Linked DNA regions of Mus musculus: region 1 is linked to region 2. A link is a loop called in an ENCODE intact Hi-C map of the cell type or tissue named here. Cell type or tissue: heart. All regions are shown on one strand. Each heading gives the region's core, and the rest is flanking DNA. Links, peaks and the distances in the headings are about the cores only. Region 1 overlaps Adam26b (a disintegrin and metallopeptidase domain 26B). Region 2 holds the start of Adam26a (a disintegrin and metallopeptidase domain 26A (testase 3)).

Region 1 (8,963 bases), core at 715-8,714, 57 kb after region 2:
CCACTTCTTTATTTTTCAGGCACTGGCAGAGATTCTCAGGAGACAGCTATATAACCCTCCTGTCAGCAAGTACTTGTTGGTATCCACAATAGTAGTGTCTGGGTTTGGTGATTGTATATGGGTGGGCAGTCTCTGGATGGTCTTTCCTTCAGTCTCTGCTACACACATTGTCTCTATTACTCCTTCCATGGGTATTTTGTTCCCCCTTCAAAGTATCCACAGTTTGATCTTCCTTCTTGAATTTCATGTAGTTAATGAATTGTATTGTGGTTATTCTGAAATTCTGGCCTAAAAACCACTTATCAATGAGTGTATACCAAGTGTGTTCTTTTGTGATTGGGTTACCTCACTCAGGATGATATCCTCAAGATCCATCCATTTGCCTAACAATTTCATAAATTCATTCTTTTTAATACCTAGATAGTACTCGACTGTGTAAATGTACTGCATTTTCTGTATCCATTCCTCTGTTGAGAGACATCTGGGTTCTTTCCAGCTTCTGGTATTATAAATAAGGCTGCAATAAACATAATGGAGCATGTATCCTTATTACATGTTGGAACATCTTCTGATAATGCCCAGGAGTGGTGTTAGTGGGTCCTCGGCTAGTATTATGTACAATTTTCTGAGGAACCACCAAACCGATTTCCAGAGTGATTATACCAACTTACAATTCCACCAGTAATAGAGAAGAGTTCCTCTTTGTCCACGACTTCACCAGCATCTGAAGTCACCTGAGTTTTTCATCTTAGCCATTCTGACTGGTGTGAGGTGGAATCTCAGGGTTGTTTTGATTTGTATTTCCCTGATGACTAAGGATGTTGAACATTTCTTTATGTACTTCTCAGCCATTCAGTATTCCTTGATTGTGAATCCTTTGTTTAGCTCTGTGCCCCATTCTTCAATACGGTTATTTGGTTCTCTGGAGTCTAACTTCTTGAGTTCTTTGTATATATTGGATATAAGCCCTCTATCAGATGTAGGATTGGTAATGATCTTTTTCCAATGTGTTGGTTGCCATTTTGTCCTATTGACAGTGTCCTTTGCCTTACAGAAGCCTTGCAATTTTATGTGGTCCCATTTGTCGATTCTTGATCTTAGAGCATAAGCTATTGGTGTTCTGTTCAGGAAATTTTCACCTGTGCCCATGTGCTCAAGGCTCTTCCCCACTTCACTGTATATGTAATGTATCTTGTTCCTTAATTGTTTTTTCAAAATAGTAATACACTAAAGATACAAGACAAGAGAGAAAGAGAAAGCTCGTTTGGTAAAATGAATGTTGCAAAGGAATACAGACATGAGAAGAAATCACCAAAACCTATGTGAAATATTTATTAGTTGACAGTGTTTGAAATGGCAGCCATAGAAGCAATCCCAATAAAATCAGGGACTAGACAAGGCTGCCCCACTTTCTCCCTACCTATTCAATATAGTACTTAAAATCCTGGCCAGAGCAATTCCACAACAAAAGGAGATCAAGTGGATACAAATTGGAAAGGAAGAAGTCAAAATACCACTATTTGTAGATGATATTATAGTATACATAAGTGACCATAGAAATTCCATCAGAGAACTCCTAAACCTAAAAATCAGCTTCAGCACAGTAGCTGGATATAAAAGTAACTCAAACAAATCAGTGGCCTTTCTCTACACAGAGGATAAGCAGGATGAGAAAGAAATTAGGGAAACACCACCCTTCACAATAGCCACAAATAATATAAAATACCTTGGTGTGACTCTAACTAAGGAAGTGAAAGATCTACATGACAAGAACCCCAAGTTTCTGAAGAGAGAAATTGAAGAAGATCTCAGAAGATGGAAAGATCTTCCATGCTCATGGATTGGCAGGAATAATATAGTAAAAATGGCTATCCTGCCGAAAGCAAGCTACACATTCAATGCAATCCCCATCAAAATTCCAACTCAATTCTTCACTGAGTTAGAAAGGGCAATTTGAAAATTCAACTGGAATAACAAAAAAACCTAGGATACAAAAACTCTTCTCAAGGATAAAAGAACCTCTGGTGGAATCACCATGCCTAACTTCAATCTGTACTACAGAGCAATTGTGAAAAAAACTTCATGGTCTTGGTACAGTGACAGACAGGTAGATCGATGGAATATAATTGAAGACCCAGAAATGAACCCACACACCTATGGTCACCTGATCTTTTACAAGGGAGCTAAAACCATCCAGTGGAAAAAAGACAGCATTTTCAACAAATGGTGCTGGTACAACTGGCAGTTATCATGTAGAAGAATGTGAATTGATCCATTCTTATCTACTTGTACAAAGCTCAAGACTAAGTGGATCAAAGACCTCCACATAAAATCAAGGACACTGAAATTTATTGAGGAGAAAGTGGGGAAAACCCTCAAAGATATGGGCAAAGGGGGAATAAAATCCCTAAACAGAACAGCAATGGCCTGTGCTGTAAGATCAAGAATCTACAAATGGGACCTCATAAAATTGCAAAGCTTCGGTAGGGCAAAAGATACGGTCAATAAGACAAAAAGGCAACCAACAGATTGGGAAAGAATTTTTACCAATCCTAAATCTGATAGGGGACTAATATCCAATATATACAAAGAGCTCAAGAAGCTGAAATCAAAAAAATTCAAATAACCCCATTAAAAGAAGGGGTACAGAGCAAAACAAAGAATTCTCAACAGAGGAATACTGAAGGGCTGAGAAGCACCTGAAAAAATGTTCAACATCCTTAATCATCAGGGAAATGAAAATCAAAACAACCCTGAGATTCCACTTCACACCACTCAGAATGGCTAGGATCAAAAATTCAGGTGACAGCAGATGCTGGCAAGGATGTGGGGAAAGAGGAACACTCCTCCATTGCTGGTGGGATTGCAAACTTGTACAACTACTCTGGAAATCAGTCTGGCGGCTCCTCAGAAAACTGTACATAGTACTACCAGTAGATCCAGCAATAACTCTCCTGAGCATATACCCAGAAGATGTTCCAATATGTAATAAGGACACATGCTCCAGTATGTTCATAGCAGACCTATTCATAATAGCCAGAAGCTGGAAAGAACCCAGATGTCCTCAACAGAGGAATGGATACAGAAAATGTGGTACATTTACACATTGGAGTACTACTCAGCTATTAAAAACAATGAATTTATGAAATTCTTGGACAAATGGGTGTATCTGGAAGATATCATCCTGAGTGAGGTAAACCAATCACAAAAGAAGTCACTTGATGTGCACTCCCTGATAAGTGGATATAAGCACAGAAATGTAGAATACCCAAGATAAAACTTCCAAAACACAAGAAAATTAAGAAAGGAATAAAATATCCATGGAAGGAGTTGCAGAGACAAAGTTTAGAGCTAAGACCAAAGGATGGACCATCCAGAGACTGTCCCACCTGGTGGTCCATCCCATAATCAGCCACCAAACACAGACACTATTGCATATGCCAGCAAGATTTTGCTGAAAGGACCCTGATATAGCTGTCTCCTGTGAGGCCTTGCCAGTGCCTGGCAAATACAGAAGTGGATGCTCACAGTCATCTATAGGATGGAACACAGGGCCCACAATGTAGCATCTAGAGAAAGTACCCAAGAGCTAAAGGGGTCTGCAACCCTATAGGTGGAACAACAATATGTGCTAACCAGTACCCCCAGAGCTCGTGTCTCTAGCTGCATATGTATCAGAAGATGGCCTAATTGGCCATCATTGGGAAGAGAGGACCCTTGGTCTAGCAAACTTTATATGCCCCAGTACAGGGGAAAGCCAGGGCCAAGAAGTGGGAATGAGCAGGGGATAGGGGTAGGGGAGCAGGGCGGGGATGAGTGTATAGGGGACTTTTGTGATAGTATTTGAAATGTAAATGAAGAAAATATCCAATAAAAAAAGGAAAAAAATAAGAAATGCCAACCATGAGATGACAGAAATATGCAGGTATTTAAGGCTTGCTGGTGAGCAATTCTTCCCTCTTTAGAGAAAACCATGTCAGTGATCGCCTCTGTGCTGAGAAACAAGGTGAATGATGGCCTAGGAGTGAGATCCAAAACTTGCTGTAGGCTTCTCTAAATACAGACAGAAATGCACACACAAACACATATATACAGAGACACATATACACTCATGCTTATATGCATACACACATTCTTATAAAAGCACAAAAATGTAATAAATATATGAAATACTAAGCTTTAGTAATAATTGCACTAACGAGATGCATAGCTCTTGAAGACTAACCAGCCAGGATGAACTGTGACCTTTCCACAAATATCAACATGTACATGAGGTTCATGATAACACTATAGTTCACACTCACTTACAGCAATATGAAAACAAGCATATGAAAAGAGAAAAATGACAAAAGTTTTCTGCCTGAGAGAAGTTTCTGACTACCAAAGAAATGATAAGAGTAAGACAGAAAGAAACAGTCAAGTGTGCTCAGGAAGCAGGACAGTGATTGAGGAGAGTAACAATTTCCATGACTCTGTTTATAAAACCAATGGCATTCTTAAAATATACAGTTACTGTTGTGGATAGGGTGAAATTAGAATATTCTGAAACAATGTATAGATAAGGACAATTAATTAAAATGTTTCAGTATATTAAACTAGGAGTGCTTTAGAAATATATTTACAATCACTCCTTCAAGTGTAGAAATATATTTACAGAAGTGTATACTACAAAATTAAAGGAAAAATAGAACTGCATTGTTTAAACATCTTGGAAAAAAGATTAATTGATTTTAACACATTATCTGCAGTTATGCCATCTAACTTAACTTGACCATGATTTACCAATGGCTATATTTGCCCTTACTTGTGTCTGTTTCTTTTAGCCCTGCCTCTATTATGACTCAACCATGTCAGAAGACACCAGTGCTGCCTGCAACCACACAAAGTGAGGACTGGGACACCAAGAACTTCTCAAACTCCTCCTTGGCTCTCTAATAGGATATAGTGAGTGGGGCTAAGGTCCTGGTCCATAAAAGGAACATGTTCCTTAAGTTCTGCCTGTGGACGATGTTCTTCTTCTCTGCATGGTCACCAATTGGGCATGCTAAGTACAGTAGCCTTCCAGAAGTAGTGACACCTTTAAGGGTCACTGTCACTAGAGGAAATAATACTTCACCAGGTTGGCTGTCCTATAGCCTGAACATTGGGGGGCAGAGACACATAATCACTATGAAACCCAAGAAAAACTTGATGTCCAGAAACTTAATACTATTAACTTATACTCAGCAAGGTGATCTCCTTGAACAACGCCCTTTTGTGCCGAATGACTGCTATTACCATGGCTATGTGGATGAAGACCCAGAGTCCCTGGTCATTCTCAACACCTGTTTTGGGAGCTTGCAAGGCACACTAGAGATAAATGGCACAACTTATGAAATCATGCCCAAGAGCTCAACGTCAACATTTGAACATCTGGCTTACAAAATGGACAATGGGGATTCAGAACCATCTCCCATGAGATGTGGGTTATCAGAAGAGGAAATAGCACAACAAAGGAAGCTACGAGAACGCAATGCCCCCACACTTTTACAAATTCCCCATGAGAATTGGTGGACCCACCACAGGTTTATTGAATATTTTGTAGTAATAGACCATAAACAATACGTTCATAGAAATAACAATATCACAACTTGTATTCAAGATATGTTGCAAATAGTCAATGGAGTAAATGGTTATTATCTTCAAATAGATACTGATGTGGTTTTAACTGCTCTTGAAATATGGAATGAAAAAAACTATATCAATGTAGAACTCAGTATATTTAAAGTCCTTGGTGATTTCTGTACTTGGAAGCAAAACATGTTTGGCAATCGCATTAGACATGATATCATACACCTTTTAGTCAGACAGGGATATGGTTTATATTTAGGGTTAGCTTATTTAGCTGACGTTTGTACACCTTATAATTGTGGAGTTAGCAGTTTCCTTTCTGATGTAATGTCAGACATGGCACACATTGTAGCACATGAGATGGGGCATAACTTGGGTATGAAACATGATGGAATTGGATGTACTTGTGGGTTAAAAGACTGTCTAATGGCCCCATATAAAACAAATTCTCCAAAATTCAGCAACTGTAGTTATGAAGAAATGTATTCAGTTGTTACCAAACGAAGTTGCTTATATGATATTCCAGAAGCACTAGTAACAAACCTGACCGTGTGTGGGAATAAGGTGGTTGAAGAAGGAGAGGAGTGTGATTGTGGGAGCACTGAATCCTGTTTACAAGATCCTTGCTGTAGCAGCGACTGTGTTCTCAAACCTGGTGCTCAATGTGCTTTTGGACTTTGTTGCCAAGATTGCCAGTTCCTTAAAACAGGCACTGTGTGTAGAGAAGAGAAAAATGAGTGTGACCTTCCAGAGTGGTGCAATGGAACTTCAGCTGAGTGTCCAGGAGATGTGTATAAAGCAGACGGAATCCCTTGCAGTGGTGAGGGCTATTGCTATAAAATGGAATGTCATCAACGTGATGAGCAGTGTCGGAAGATTTTTGGCAATGGAAGTAGAAGTGCAGATGAAATTTGCTACATGGAAATGAACAGACGGGGTGACCGCTTTGGGAACTGTGGCAATGATAGCTCTAAGTATAAAATATGCGAGCTCGCGGATGTACTCTGTGGGCGAATTCAGTGTGAGAATGTGATACAACTTCCCCAAAGGAGAAACCATGAAACAGTGCATTATACTCACTTCAGTAATGTCACCTGCTGGACTATGGACTATCATTTTGGGATCACCATAGATGATATTGGAGCTGTGAGCGATGGCACAGCTTGTGCTCCATACCATATATGTGTTGACAGAAAGTGTGTCAGCAAGTCTGATCTGGTAAGTAACTGTACAACCAAGTTATGCCATATGCAAGGAGTCTGCAACAATAAAAACCACTGCCATTGTACTAACACATGGGAACCACCAGACTGTCAACTACGTGGCCATGGAGGTAGTTTAGACAGTGGGCCACCTCCATTGCATGTCCCAAATTCTAGTTGGGCTTTTTACTTCATTAGTTTTTTTACTATTTTATTGGTTATCACAATTTCTTTAGTTGGCATAACCAAGAGGGTAAAAATGAATTAATCCCTAAAATATGCTGTGCAGGACTCAGCATTAACTCAAACAAGTCAATGGCCTTTCTCTACACAAAGAATAAACAGGCTGAGAAAGAAATTAGGGAAACAACACCCTTCTCAATAGCCACAAATAATATAAAATATCTCGGCGTGACTCTAACGAAGGAAGTGAAAGATCTGTATGATAAAAACTTCAAGTCCCTGAAGAAAGAAATTAAAGAAGATCTCAGAAGATGGAAAGATCTCCCATGCTCATGGATTGGCAGGACCAACATTGTAAAAATGGCTATCTTGCCAAAAGCAATCTACAGATTCAATGCAATCCCCATTAAAATTCCAACTCAATTCTTCAACGAATTAGAAGGAGCAATTTGCAAATTCATCTGGAATAACAAAAAACCGAGGATAGCAAAAACTCTTCTCAAGGATAAAAGAACCTCTGGTGGAATCACCATGCCTGACCTAAAGCTTTACTACAGAGCAATTGTGATAAAAACTGCATGGTACTGGTATAGAGACAGACAAGTGGACCAATGGAATAGAATTGAAGACCCAGAAATGAACCCACACACCTATGGTCACTTGATCTTCGACAAGGGAGCCAAAACCATCCAGTGGAAGAAAGACAGCATTTTCAACAATTGGTGCTGGCACAACTGGTTGTTATCATGTAGAAGAATGCGAATCGATCCATACTTATCTCCTTGTACTAAGGTCAAATCTAAGTGGATCAAGGAACTTCACATAAAACCAGAGACACTGAAACTTATAGAGGAGAAAGTGGGGAAAAGCCTTGAAGATATGGGCACAGGGGAAAAATTCCTGAACAGAACAGCAATGGCTTGTGCTGTAAGATCGAGAATTGACAAATGGGACCTAATGAAACTCCAAAGTTTCTGCAAGGCAAAAGACACTGTCTATAAGACAAAAAGACCACCAACAGACTGGGAAAGGATCTTTACCTATCCTAAATCAGATAGGGGACTAATATCCAACATATATAAAGAACTCAAGAAGGTGGACCTCAGAAAATCAAATAACCCCCTTAAAAAATGGGGCTCAGAACTGAACAAAGAATTCTCACCTGAGGAATACCGAATGGCAGAGAAGCACCTGAAAAAATGTTCAACATCCTTAATCATCAGGGAAATGCAAATCAAAACAACCCTGAGATTCCACCTCACACCAGTGAGAATGGCTAAGATCAAAAATTCAGGTGACAGCAGATGCTGGCGAGGATGTGGAGAAAGAGGAACACTCCTCCATTGTTGGTGGGATTGCAGGCTTGTACAACCACTCTGGAAATCAGTCTGGCGGTTCCTCAGAAAATTGGACATAGTACTACCGGAGGATCCAGCAATACCTCTCCTGGGCATATATCCAGAAGAAGCCCCAACTGGTAAGAAGGACACATGCTCCACTATGTTCATAGCAGCCTTATTTATAATAGCCAGAAACTGGAAAGAACCCAGATGCCCCTCAACAGAGGAATGGATACAGAAAATGTGGTACATCTACACAATGGAGTACTACTCAGCTATTAAAAAGAATGAATTTATGAAATTCCTAGCCAAATGGATGGACCTGGAGAGCATCATCCTGAGTGAGGTAACACAATCACAAAGGAACTCACACAATATGTACTCACTGATAAGTGGATACTAGCCCAAAACCTAGGATACCCACGATATAAGATACAATTTCCTAAACACATGAAACTCAAGAAAAATGAAGACTGAAGTGTGGACACTATGCCCCTCCTTAGAAGTGGGAACAAAACACCCATGGAAGGAGTTACAGAAACAAAGTATGGAGCTGAGATGAAAGGATGGACCATGTAGAGACTGCCATATCCAGGGATCCACCCCATAATCAGCTTCCAAATGCTGA
Region 2 (8,963 bases), core at 419-8,418:
TCAGAGTGAAAGGCTGGAAAACAATTTTCCAAGCAAATGGTCTGAAGAAACACTTGAGTAGCCATTCTCTTTTTTTTTTTTTTTTTTTTTTTTTCGGGGGTGTTAACAATCAAACCTGGGACCTCTGGAAGAGCATCCACTGCTCTTACCCACTGAGTTATCTTTCAAGCCCCATGTAATGGAGTTTTATTACAACAATAGAATCTCTACTTAAGTCACCCTGGAGAGATGAATTCGTTTCGACTTTATAACAACTTGAAGGCATTGATTTTTACCTGTATTCTACTTTTTTCAGATGAATATGTCTAAAATAAGAAAAAAGTCTAGGTTTCCCTCAGGTTGAATGAGCATTGAATAGCAGAGTCTGGTTTAGGATGAGCCACCCACCATGGTGCTCACTGCCTTTGCCTGTGTTCCCACTGCTGTTGTTCCTGGGACAGAACTGACTCAGATCAGGTGACAATAAAGATTGGCTGTTTGGATAAAATGGTACCATGCACTCCAGACATTTCTAACCATGCCCAATTCCCCAAAAACGACTCTGAGACAATTATTTATGAGTAAATGCCTAGGTCACAGGCTTAGGGTTGTTCCTCAACTAGCTCATCACTTATATAACCTGCTTATGCTATTCTATCTATGTGTGCTACATGGCTGGTTACCTCTCCTGAGTTTCATACTGTGCCTCCTTGGAGTCACCCTGGAGAATTTTCTCATGCTTGACTTACTCCCAGAATTCCTTTCTCCCTACAAGAACTCCCACCTTCAGTTTTCTACCTTTTGGTTTTTTTTTTCTTTCCATTTTTTATTAGGTATTTAGCTCATTTACATTTCCAATGCTATACCAAAAGTCCCCCATACCCACCCACCCCCACTCCCCTACCCGCCCACTCCCCCTTTTTGGCCCTGGCGTTCCCCTGTTCTGGGGCATATAAAGTTTGCGTGTCAAATGGGCCTCTCTTTCCAGTGATGGCCGACTAGGCCATCTTTTGATATATACGCAGCTAGAGTCAAGAGCTCCGGGGTACTGGTTAGTTCATAATGTTGATCCACCTATAGGGTTGCAGATCCCTTTAGCTCCTTGGCTACTTTCTCTAGCTCCTCCATAGGGAGTCCTGTGATCCATCCATTAGCTGACTGTGAGCATCCACTTCTGTGTTTGCTAGGCCCCGGCATAGTCTCACAAGAGACAGCTACATCTGGGTCCTTTCAATAAAATCTTGCTAGTGTATGCAATGGTGTCAGTGTTTGGATGCTGATTATGGGGTGGATCCCTGGATATGGCAGTCTCTACATGGTCCATCCTTTCATCTCAGCTCCAAACTTTGTCTCTGTAACTCCTTCCAAGGGTGTTTTGTTCCCACTTCTAAGGAGGGGCATAGTGTCCACACTTCAGTCTTCATTTTTCTTGAGTTTCATGTGTTTAAGAAATTGTATCTTATATCTTGGGTATCCTAGGTTTGGGGCTAATATCCACTTATCAGTGAGTACATATTGTGTGAGTTTCTTTGTGAATGTGTTACCTCACTCAGGATGATGCCCTCCAGGTCCATCCATTTGGCTAGGAATTTCATAAATTCATTCTTTTTAATAGCTGAGTAGTACTCCATTGTGTAGATGTACCACATTTTCTGTATCCATTCCTCTGTTGAGGGGCATCTGGGTTCTTTCCAGCTTCTGGCTATTATAAATAAGGCTGCTATGAACATAGTGGAGCATGTGTCCTTCTTACCAGTTGGGGCATCTTCTGGATATATGCCCAGGAGAGGTATTGCTGGATCCTCCGGTAGTACTATGTGCAATTTTCTGAGGAACCGCCAGACAGATTTCCAGAGTGGTTGTACAAGCCTGCAATCCCACCAACAATGGAGGAGTGTTCCTCTTTCTCCACATCCTCGCCAGCATCTGCTGTCACCTGAATTTTTGATCTTAGCCATTCTGACCGGTGTAAGGTGGAATCTCAAGGTTGTTTTGATTTGCATTTCCCTGATGATTAAGGATGTTGAACATTTTTTCAGGTGCTTCTCTGCCATTCGGTATTCCTCAGGTGAGAATTCTTTGTTCTGTTCTGAGCCCCATTTTTTAATGGGGTTATTTGATTTTCTGAAGTCCACCTTCTTGAGTTCTTTATATATGTTGGCTATTAGTCCCCTATCTGGTTTAGGATAGGTAAAGATCCTTTCCCAATCTGTTGGTGGTCTTTTTGTCTTATTGACGGTGTCTTTTGCCTTGCAGAAACTTTGGAGTTTCATTAGGTCCCATTTGTCAATTCTCGATCTTACAGCACAAGCCATTGCTGTTCTGTTCAGGAATTTTTCCCCTGTGCCCATATCTTCAAGGCTTTTCCCCACTTTCTCCTCTATAAGTTTGAGTGTCTCTGGTTTTATGTGAAGTTCTTTGATCCATTTAGATTTGACCTTAGTACAAGGAGATAAGTATGGATCAATTCGCATTCTTCTACATGATAACAACCAGTTGTGCCAGCACCAATTGTTGAAAATGCTGTCTTTCTTCCACTGGATGGTTTTAGCTCCCTTGTCGAAGATCAAGTGACCATAGGTGTGTGGGTTCATTTCTGGGTCTTCAATTCTATTCCATTGGTCTACTTGTCTGTCTCTATACCAGTACCATGCAGTTTTTACCACAATTGCTCTATAGTAAAGCTTTAGGTCAGGCATGGTGATTCCACCAGAGGTTCTTTTATCCTTGAGAAGAGTTTTTGCTATCCTAGGTTTTTTGTTATTCCAGATGAATTTGCAAATTGCTCCTTCTAATTCGTTGAAGAATTGAGTTGGAATTTTGATGGGGATTGTGTTGAATCTGTAGATTGCTTTTGGCAAGATAGCCATTTTTACAATGTTGATCCTGCCAATCCATGAGCATGTTCTCTTTTTTCTTTTTTCTTTTTTTTTTTTTTTTTGCGGGGGGGGGGGGGTGTTGATACAGGGTTTCTCTGTATAGCCCTCTCTGTCCTCAAACTCAGAAATCTGCCTGCCTCTGCCTCCCAAGTACTGGGATTAAAGGCATGTGCCACCAGTGCCCAATATTGGGGAAGGTACCCAAAAAAGACAAGGAGGGGCACTTCGTACTCATCAAAGGTAAAACCTTCCATGATGAACTCTCAGTTATGAAAATTTATGCTCCAAATGCAAGGGCAGCCACATTCATTAAGGAAACTTGACTAAAGCTCAAAGCACATATTGAACCTCACACAATAATAGTGGGAGACTTAAACACCCCATTTTCCTTCTAGATACTGGAAACAGAAACTAAACAGAGACACATTGAAACTAACAGAAGTTATGAAAGAAATGGATTTAACAGATATCTACAGGACATTTTATCCTAAAACAAAAGGATATACCTTCCTCTCAGCACCTCATGGTACTTTCGGATAGCATTTGAATTGTAAATGAAGAAAATATCTAATAAAAAAAGAACAAAACCAACCAAACAAACAAACAAACAAAACAAAAACAGAAATGAAAAAGAAGGAAGAGGAGGAGGAGAAGGAAGAGAGTTGAAGAGGAGGAAGAAAAGGAGCATAAAGAAGAGGGAGAGGAGGAAGAGGGAGAGGAGGAGTAGCAAGAATCAAAGAAGAACATCTTTATGAGCTAAACTTCCAGATGTACCCCACTTTCAACAGAAAAATTTTAAATACTTTCAAATTCCATCTTATCCCAGTCACAATGGACAACACTAATAAAAGAAAATATAGCACTTGCTAACAATAAAAAGGTAATGAGAAAAATTATTTACTACTGGTAAGAGTATAAACTAGTCTGGCCACTAAGGAATCAGAATAGGGATTCCTCACAATAAGAAAAGAGATTTACTCCAAGGTATATCTGTCTGAACCTTGAGCATATAACCAAAGGACTCAACACTTCACTGGAGGGATAATTACTCATCCATGTTCACATCTTCCCTATTCATAACAATCAAAAAGGGCAAGGAGCCCAGATGACCATCATTTGATTACAAGATAATAAAATGTAGTACATTTAGACAGTGGATGATTATTCAACTATTAAGAAACCTGTAATTTGCATATAATTTGATAGAGCTAGAAATAATCATTCAGAGGAAGGTAAGACAAACTGCATATTTCTCTTAGAAGTAGATGTTACTATTTTGGGTTTAACTATTTATATTTCATTTATGATACACACTGAGGTTAGCTGTCTAGTAAGGAATGAGGGAGCAATAGAAGATCTTCCCAGGGAAAAAATTATATAATATACAATTACTAAGAAATGAAGAGAATATTAGAGCAGAATGATTAATAGTGATGGATGATGGGACGACTGCATAAGGGAGAAATGTGAGAAGGAATATCTAGTAGCGAAGAAGTTAAGAAAGCCGTAAAAGCATGGGAATGAGTGTGTGTGTGTGTGTGTGTGTGTGTGTGTGTGTGTGTGTGTGTGTGTGTACAGAAAGAGAGAGAGAGAAAGAGGGAGAGACAGACAGACACAGATAGACCGAGACTGAGTGAGAGAAGACAGAGACAGAGAGAGGGAAAGGGGGGAGAGAAAGACTAGGAAAGTAATTTAAAAATATATACTATGTATAAATATTATAAACAAATCTATGCATACATATATTTTTAATGGAGTAGTGATTATAAAGTGAGAGACTATGCCACAACTTACACTACCTAATAAAACCTACAGTACCTAGAAATGGATTATGTCTTTTTAGCTGTGTACTGAAACCATCAATCCCTACAGGATATTGTAATGCTACTGGATATGAGCTACAACTAATGAAAAGACACTATTGACATTGATACCACATACGTATGGCATATAACATAGAGAAATCTAGATGATAGTAAACTGGAGACTTCAACCTTCAGGCAAGCTTTCATATATATCTTTAAAGTGCCTTATTTGCTTCCAGAATAAAGATGATAATAATCTTATCCAGATGTCACATAGCTATGCCAAGCTATAGTAATGGACTGCCTATAAGATATTTGTAGATTTAGTAATGAGAAGCATGGCAAGAATGTTCATAGGCTCACCAATTCCATTCCGATTGTATTTAAGTTAAACCTCACGATATGGAACCCATATTTCTATTATTTATGTTTAGACTAAGTCAGATGGCCTATGGGGATACCTAAAACTATTAGTCCACTTAATGAATATTATAAATAAATGACTTCTAATGACATATTGCTATACTCATAGATGAGACTATAACTCAGCTCTCAACAAAGAAGTTTCCTCAAGCAATGAATTGTGAATGACACAGAGACCACTCTGAACAATACACAGAAAATGAGAGACCTTGGAATGGTCTGTTCAAAATATAATGGTCCTTATCAAAATGCTCCCCTCAACACTTAGAGATTGGTATGGAAAAAGAAAGGTAAACATTCTATGAACCAGTTTAGATGGATGGTTAAGGAAACAGCATTTCCCAGACATAACAAGACAGACACAGATATTAATTCACAAAAACACAAATATTGAAAAAATGACCTGTTGATATTCACTCCACACAGCATCCCAACAAGAAAGAAAGGGAACATAAAGTCTCACCAATACATAAACATGATCAAACTATTTAGTATGAAAAAAAAATCGGATATGTCTGAAAAGTCCCACTCTGAGCTGGAAAACTTATATGCAAGTGATAAAATTGCAGGGAAAGGAAAAAATTGGTTTTCCTTAATAGAGTAAAACTGTATTCTAACCCCACTTACTCATTTGTGTGCACATATGATGATCACACATAATAGGCCAACAGTAAATGGAATCTAGGTTTTTCAGTGTTCGGTTTTGTCATTGTTGTTTCTTGTTATTTTGCTTTGTTTTAAGACAGAGAGAAAACATAAAGTTGAGTTAGAATGGGAAGATGGACCTGGGATGAGTTCCTGGATGGAAGGGAATGTACTAAAATAGAAAGTACAAAATTCTCAAAGGAAAAAAAAATAACCTGGAAGTTTCAATGGAGCACACAGGTAAGTCATAAGTCACCCAGAATTTAGCAGTATTAAACAGCACATAAACAAGTCCCCACCACTTTCTAATCAACTTATAAAATGCACTACTCCAAGATTGGTGTAGTCTCAGTTATTGGCTATTCCACTGCCAAAGAAATTCACACCTATGCTGGTTCTCAGCCCTCCTCTTCCAAATTCATCCCATATACTAGCTTGAATAGCAGTTGTATGACATAGACAATGCATCTACATGTGCAGGTGTTCAATGTCTCTGGGGAGGTTGTACTCAGTGATCTAAGAATGGTAAAACCAATGGCAGACATTTGAATTCTTAATAATATATTTTAAAAGAAGTGGAATTATTTTCCATAATGTTAAGTGCTTTGAGTATTCTTTATTATGGTCAATACTAAATAAAATGGAACAGTAATAATAAAATGAACATAACAGGGAGTTCTCATGGTTTTACAGTGTATGAGGAGAAATACAAGTTTGGAAATGAGATTTTCTCACACCAGAGACACCAGAGCGCAGCGTATAAGGAGAAAGAAGTTGGACTTACTGACATGAAAGTGGAAACCAAATAACTTTGGTTGATGTGGTAGAGGAACAATTGGGAAGAATCTCATGAGTTGCCAGGTTCTGTGAAAGGAGAGGCTTCTGTTGCTAGGCACATGAGTCTAGAACTTACTCCATGAGAGACAAGTGAAGGACTTATATTCTCTTGTGCATCCTCAAACAACAACCTTTGTTCCTGAGATAGGATGTAAAAATGTTTTATGAGCAAGACAATAACAATTAAAAGAACATGGGCATCACTCAACCTGAGGGTAAGCCTTTTGAACATTCAGTAAACAACAAAAGCACGAATAATTAGTAGTTGAACACATACAGAACTCAATATCTTGCAAATTTTTCATGCTTGGGGGTGACACTTATTTTCTTTAAATATTTCCACTCTCTTCTATTTTGTTCTAGTGACTTTAAAGTTTTTAGTTTGATTCACGACATCCTAAATTATTAGAGATCTTAGGTGGTAAATGGCTAGATATAAATTTGATGAGGTTGTAGGAGAAAAATCTGATGTTTGAGAGCCAAAATAAAATCTAGGCTGTAATAGTTGAACCAAATTATATATTCAAAAAAATTTATTTTTCCTCTCAAGTTGTGGATGCTAAAAAGCATTGTGTACAGTAATGAATGACTGAGCTTGCTCAATTTCTCAAGTGTGGTTTTTAACCAATTACTATATTTTGAGTCATTAATTTTGACATACTTTTCTTTTTGTGATTATTGATATCATTTTATTTGCTAGAGACTCTTACTTTCCTGCATCCCACATAGAATATTGTCCTTGCACTGCTAAGAACATACTGATTGAAGCATTCGTGGCGCTAGATGAACCTATTTATCAACTCTCAATCAGTTGTTGTACTTTTTTTCGTTTATTTTTTATTAGATATTTTCTTTATTTACATTTCAAATGTTATTCCCTTTCCTGAATTCCCCTCCAAAAATCACTTCCCCTATCCCTTTCCCCCGACCCCTGCTCACCAACCCACCCACTCCTGCTTCTTGGCCCTGGCATTCCCCTACACTGGAGCATAGAGTCTTCACAGGACCAAGGGCCTCTCCTCCCTTGATGACTTTATAGGCCATTCTCTGGTACAAATGTAGTGGGAGCCATGAGTCCCACCATCTGTACTCTATGGTCAGTGATTTACTCCCTGGGAGCTCTGGAGGTACTGGTTAATTCATTTTGTTATTCCACCTATGGGGCTGCAAACCCCTTCAGCTCATTTTGGGATCTATCTCCAGCTCCTGCATTGGGGACCCTGTGCTCAGTCCAATGGTAAGCTGTGAGCTTCCACTTCTTTATTTGTCAGGCACTGGCAGAGATTCTCAGGAGACAGCCGTATAACCCTCCTGTCAGCAAGTACTTGTTGGTATCCACAATAGTGTCTGGGTTTGTTGATTGTATATGGGTGGGGAGTCTCTGGATGGTCTTTCCTTCAGTCTCTGCTACACACTTTGTCTTTATAACTCCTTCCATGGGTATTTTGTTCCCCCTTCAATGTATCCACAGTTTGATCTTCCTTCTTGAATTTCATGTGGATAATGAATTGTATCTTGGTTATTCTGAGCTTCTGGGCTAATATCCACTTATCAGTGAGTATATACCATGTGTGTTCTTTTGTGATTGCGTTACCTCACTCAGGATGATATCCACAAGATCCATCCATTTGCTTAAGAATTTCATAAATTCATTCTTTTTAATATCTAGTTAGTACTCTACTGTGTAAATGTACCACATTTTCTGTATCCATTCCTCTGCTGAGGGACATCTGGGTTCTTTCCAGCTTCTGGCTTTTATAAATAAGGCTGCAATTAACATAATGGAGCATGTATCCTTATTACATGTTAGAACATTTTCTGAGTATATGCCCAGGAGTGGTGTTAGTGGGTCCTCGGCTAGTATTATGAACAATTTTCTGAGGAACCACCAAACTGATTTCCAGAGTGATTGTACCAGCTTACAATTCCACCAGCAATGGAGAAGAGTTCCTCTTTGTCTACAATTTCACCAGCATCTGAACTCACCTGAGTTTTTCATCTTAGCCATTCTGACTGGTGTGAGGTGGAATCTCAGGGTTGTTTTGATTTGTATTTCCCTGATGACTAAGGATGTTGAACATTTCTTTACGTACTTCTCAACCATTCAGTATTCCTTGGTTGTGAATCCTTTGTTTAGCTCTGTGCCCCATTTTTCAATACGGTTATTTGGTTCTCTGGAGTCTAACTTCTTGAGTTCTTTGTATATATTGGATATAAGCCCTCTATCAGATGTAGGATTGGGAATGATCTTTTTCCAATGTGTTGGTTGCCATTTTGTCCTATTGACAGTGTCCTTTGCCTTACAGAAGCCTTGCAAGTTTATGTGGTCCCATTTGTCGATTCTTGATCTTAAAGCATAAGCTATTGATGTTCTGTTTAGGAAATTTTCACCTGT

The links. Peaks named below come from ENCODE experiments on the same cell type or tissue, not always from the same donor. Only the 100,000 strongest peaks of a DNase experiment are listed, where the experiment ranks them.
Region 1: a loop joins it to region 2, with 9 times the contacts of the local background. A loop is called at or near these places in 12 of 42 quality-filtered maps.

What each region holds. Positions count from the first base shown.
Region 1 is chr8:43,517,981-43,526,943 of GRCm38, reverse strand. Adam26b (a disintegrin and metallopeptidase domain 26B) reads left to right here. Exons shown (of 2, transcript NM_001009547.2): 2 at 4,824-7,080. The coding sequence starts at 4,981. The coding sequence ends at 7,080. Among named protein-coding and RNA genes, the nearest start is that of Adam26b, 5.7 kb to the left of the region's middle. In heart, for the core only: no CTCF peak of the experiment used is centred there; no DNase peak of the experiment used is centred there.
Region 2 is chr8:43,574,370-43,583,332 of GRCm38, reverse strand. Adam26a (a disintegrin and metallopeptidase domain 26A (testase 3)) reads left to right here and starts at 6,626. Exons shown (of 2, transcript NM_010085.3): 1 at 6,626-6,783. In heart, for the core only: no CTCF peak of the experiment used is centred there; no DNase peak of the experiment used is centred there.